Linked DNA regions of Homo sapiens: region 2 is linked to region 1. Evidence: read pairs that join two places in POLR2A ChIA-PET (ENCODE). Cell type or tissue: IMR-90. All regions are shown on one strand. Region 1 overlaps LOC101927143 (a long non-coding RNA gene). Region 2 overlaps FBXO28 (F-box protein 28).

Region 1 (2,500 bases):
TGACATACTTGCAAGTCTCATTCCAGGTCAGGTCTGTGGTGCTATAAATCCAGCTCTGTCTATCTCTCAACTAGAGGCGTCTGGGTCAGGGGCATTGCCTCTGACTGATGGACACTGAAGTTCTGCAGCTCCCGAAGGTCACAGGAAAGAGGCGTTGAGGGGTGGAGGGTGAATGTTACCCTCTATTTGTAATCTTGGAATGCAGAGACGTAGCCTTTGCTCTTCCCTCTGCCCAGCACTATCTTCCTCCCAAAAGCTGCACCACTTACTCTCACTTCCTTCAGAGATCATCTTGCCAGAGGCCTTTCCTGGCCAATCTCTCTTTTTTTTTTTTTTTTTTTTTTTGAGAGGGAGTTTCACTCTTATTGCCCAGGCTGGAGTGCAATGGCACGATCTCAGCTCACAGCAACCTCTGCCTCCCGGGTTCAAGCCATTCTCCTGCCTCAGCCTCCCGAGTAGCTGGAATTACAGGCATGCGCCACCACGCTTGGCTAATTTTGTATTTTTAGTAGAGATGGGGTTTCTCCATGTTGGTCAGGCTGGTCTCGAACTCCAGACCTCAGGTGATCCGCCCACCTCGGCCTCCCAAAGTGCTGGGATTACAGGCGTGAGCCACTGCACCCGGCGTGGCCAATCTCTATACAGTAACCACCCCACTCACGCACACCCTTGGCCCTTTCCAGAGCCTTACCCTGCTTCTTCTTCACAGCACATTCCACTTGTTTTATATATATATCTGTGTGCATACATAAATATATATATTTGGATTTATTGACTGTACCCTGTACCCTCTTCCCACTGGAAAGAAAGGCCCATAGGGGAGGAACTTTGTTTTGGCTCTTAGCTGTATTATCATTACCCACTAGCACAGCTGCAGTCAATAAATATTTGTTGACGGGATTAATGAAATCTCTCCTCCCACTTATATTACTGTCCTTGCAGTTTCTAATTTCAACTTACAAGTGGACTATGAACTGCAAATTACTACACTGTGCACTGATGCTAATTAAAAAATCATTAGGATGGCCTGGAATGAACTTGGCTTAATTTTAATCTGCCACCTGAATGTGGTCCAGGTTCCAGGTGAAAACAAATACAGGATCCTTCAGGATTTGAGACCTGCAGTACAGTAATTCCAGCAGAGATAAGCAGGGCTCCCGGAATTTGTCCCTTATCCCCTTCACTGCTTAATCACACATTGTTCCCTGCCCAGGCCAACTGGCATTACCTCCAGACTTCAAAATGCCCTTCTGCAGCTCCTGTGCTGGTTAAAGAAAGAAAAAAACACAGTGAAGTCCACTGGAGCACATTTTAGTTTTAATGTGCCAGGTCCCAAAGAGCCAGCTGAGTCGACTTGGCTGCCGAGGAAGGAACGGTGAAAAGTATGTGGACAAAAGAGATCATTTGTTGTTTTTACCCCAAACAATTCTCAAAACATATTTCATATTGAGAATGAGACAGGCACAAATGCACATCTGGACTGTACATATTGTTGAAGGTAAATTCATTTGCTCAGTGAGTCAAGGTTGGCAGGAAGCCAAAATGTTCAGCCCTTGCTTCTGATGCTGAGGCTTCAGCCAGTCATAAAATTATCTAGATCATTTAAGACATAATTACTTCTATCTCAGCCAATTATTTCAGTAGAAAGTTTTTTTCTTTTCCAGAACAATCCTTAATTAATTAAAAGTGCTTATTTCAAAATATTTTATAGAGAATGTGTATGTACAGGCCAGGCACAGTGGCTCACGCCTGTAATCCCAGCACTTTGGGAGGCCGAGGCAGGCGGATCACTTGAGGTCAGGAGTTTGAGACCAGCCTGGCCAACATGGTGAAACCCTGTCTCTACTAAAAATACAAAAATTAGCCAGGCGTGGTGGCACACATCTGTAGTCCCAGCTACTCAGGAGGCTGAGGCAGGAGAATCGCTTGAATCTGGGAGGTGGAGGTTGCAGTGAGCGGAGATCACACCATTGCACTCCAGCCTGGGCGACAGAGTGGGACTCCATCTCAGAAAAAAAAAAAAAGTGTATGTACAGATTAAAGAATAAAGTGAACCTCACGTGACTACACTGGAGACAGGAGCACCTCCAGAGACCCTTGAGCACTCTGCCATTCCATCCCCTTTCCTCTCCAGAGGTAACCAATATCCCCACCTTTGTGTTAACCACCCCCTGGCATTTATTCCTAATTGCTTTTATCTCTCTGTGAATCTCTCAAAAACATTGTTTAGTTTGGAAAAAAACTGAGCAGTAAGCACAGACCTAGCTTTGAAAGGGGAGGGCAATGATGCTCCCACGGCTCCCTGAAGATGACCTGAGTGGAGCTTCCGGGCAGAGCCTGGCTTCCACGTCCCCTTGAGTTCTCCAGAGTCTGTCTGGGGTTGTGTCACAGGGCGTAGTGTGAGTGAGGTGCAGGCTGACCAGCAGAAACATGGTCAAAGGGCATGGGCTGCTATGAATTTTCTGCCTCTAGACTCACCACAGCTGCAGTGGGTGGAAAC
Region 2 (2,500 bases), 70 kb before region 1:
GCCAGGCGTGGTGGCTCATGCCTGTAATCCTAATACTTTGGGAGGCTGAGACGGGCAGATGGCTTGAAGCCGCCAGGAGTTCGAGACCAACCTGGGCTGCAAAGTAAGACCCCCGTCTCTAAAAAAAAAATTAATTAGCTGGGTGTGGTGGCATGCACCTGTAGCCCCAGCTCCTTGGGCGGCTGAGGTGGGACGATTGCTTGAGCCTGGGCAGTCAAGGCTGCAATGAGCTATGATCATTCCACTGCACTCCAGCCTGGGTGACAGAGCAAGATCTTGTCTCAAGAAAATAAAATATAAATACTTTTTTTTCCTGAACCACTTGAAAATAAGTTGGAGACACTGTGCTCCTTAGTTCCTAAATATTTCATTGTATTTCCTAAAAGCTAGGATACTCTTACTTAACCACAGTACAGAGAGCAAAATCAGAAATTTGTAACACTGATGTAATACTGTTCTGTAGTTGACAGTTCATATTCAAGTTTCATCACATATTCCAATAATACTCTTCCTAGCAATTTTTTTTGTTAATACAGAATGTAATCGAGAACCATGCATGGACTGTAATCTTATATCTGGAACAGTTCCCTAGGCTCTCTTTGTGTCACTTGATCATCACATTTTTGAAGAACGTAGGTCAGTTATTTTGAGGGATATGCTTCCATTTAAGTTTAATGCTTACAGAATGTTGTTTTTGTTTCTTTTAAAGTTGATTTTAATGTGGCGATACTCTTAAAAATCAAGATTAGTTGGGAACATTTCTCCTTTTACTATGCTTGTCCCAAAATAAATATATACAGCCATGAGCCTTTAAAAAAAATAAAAGTCTGTTTTCATATTAAAGAGAATATAGCAGGCCGGGCAGGATTGCTCACACCTGTAATCCCAGCATTTTGGGAGGCTGAGGTGGGCGGATCACCTGAGGTCAAGAGTTCTAGACCAGCCTAGCCAACATGGTGAAACCCCATCTCTACTAAAAATACAAAAAATTAGCCGAGCATGGTGGCACGTGCCTGTAATTCCAGCTACTCAGAAGGCTGAGGCAGGAGAATCGCTTGAACCTGGGAGGTGGAGGTTGCAGTGAGCCGAGATCGTACCACTGCACTCCAGCCTGGGCAACAGAGTGAGATTCTGTCTCAAAAAAAAAAAATTATTCTGAGAAATAAGAAAAGATATGCCAGCCTGGCCAACATGGTGAAACCCTTTCTCTACTAAAAATGCAAAATTAGCCAAGTGTAGTGGCAAACACCTGTTGTCCCAGCTACTCATGAGGCTGAGATAGGAGAATCGCTTGAACCTGGGAGGCGGAGGCTGCAGTGAGCCGAGATCAAACCACTGCACTCCAGCCTGGGCAAGACATAGTGGGGAAAAAAAGATACAATCGGCCGGGCATGGTGGCTCACGCCTGTAATCCCAGCACTTTGGGAGGCCGAGGTGGGCGGATCACGAGGTCAGGAGATGGAGACCATCCTGGCTAACAGGTGAAACCCTGTCTCTAATTAAAATACAAAAAATTAGCCAGGCATGGTGGCGGGTGCCTGTAGTCCCAGCTACTTGGGAGGCTGAGGCAGGAGAATGGTGTGAACCCGGGAGGCGGAGCTTGCAGTGAGCCAAGATTGCACCACTGCACTCCAGCCTGGGCGACAGAGCAAGACTGTGTCTCAAAAAAAAAAAAAAAAGATGCAATCATGCGTCATTTAGCAAAGAGGATCCATCCCAAGAGATGCATTGTTAGGTCACTTTGTCATGTGAACATACATCATAGAGTGTATTTACACAAACCTAGATGGTTCTTACACACATAGGCTATATGGTATAGTCTATTGCTCCTGAACTACAAACCTGTACAGCATGTTACCGTACTGACTATTGTAGGTGATTATAACACAATCATATTTGTATATCTAAACATAGAAAAGGTACAGTAAAAGTAGGGTATAAAAAAATGGTACACCTGTATAGGGCATTTATCATGAATGAAACTCAGTTTCTCTGGGTAAGTCAGTGAGTGAGTGGTGAGTGAATGTGAAAGCCTAGGACATTACTGTACACTTTGTAAACACTGCATACTGAGGCTACATTAATTTTTTTTTTTTTTTGATACTGGGTCTTGCTGAATCACCTAGGCTAGAGTGCAGTGGCATGACCACAGTTCATTGTAGTCGTGACCTCCTAGACTCAAGACAATCCTCCCACCTCGACCTCCCAAGTACCTGGGACTCTACAGGCACATTAAATTTTTTTTTTTTTTTTAATTTTTGGGGCCAGGCATGGTGGCTCACGCCTGTAATCCCAGCACTTTGGGAGGCCGAGGCAGGCGGATCACCTGAGGTCAGGAGTTAGAGACCAGCCTAGCCAACATGGCAAAACCCAGTCTCTGCTAAAAATGCAAAAATTAGCCAGGCGTGGTGGCGTGCACCTGTAGTCCCAGCTACTCGGGAGGCTGAGGCAGGAGAATCGCTTGAACCCAGGAGGTAGAGGTTGCAGTGAGCTGAGATTA

Evidence for each region. ChIA-PET counts read pairs that join two places held together with the same protein. Peaks named below come from ENCODE experiments on the same cell type or tissue, not always from the same donor. Only the 100,000 strongest peaks of a DNase experiment are listed, where the experiment ranks them.
Region 2: POLR2A ChIA-PET joins it to region 1 with 11 read pairs; 5 of 35 experiments call an interaction of 5 or more read pairs at or near these places.

What each region holds. Positions count from the first base shown.
Region 1 is chr1:224,210,277-224,212,776 of GRCh38, forward strand. It overlaps LOC101927143 (a long non-coding RNA gene), which reads right to left. Exons shown (of 2, transcript NR_110669.1): 1 at 2,479-2,500. Among named protein-coding and RNA genes, the nearest start is that of DEGS1, 28 kb to the left of the region's middle. RefSeq lists an enhancer at 607-776. In IMR-90, no CTCF peak of the experiment used is centred here; a DNase peak (open chromatin) is centred at 1,515.
Region 2 is chr1:224,139,808-224,142,307 of GRCh38, forward strand. All of the region lies in intron 3 of FBXO28 (F-box protein 28), which reads left to right. The region is part of intron 2 of LOC124903813 (UPF0764 protein C16orf89-like); the gene reads right to left. Among named protein-coding and RNA genes, the nearest start is that of FBXO28, 27 kb to the left of the region's middle. In IMR-90, no CTCF peak of the experiment used is centred here; no DNase peak of the experiment used is centred here.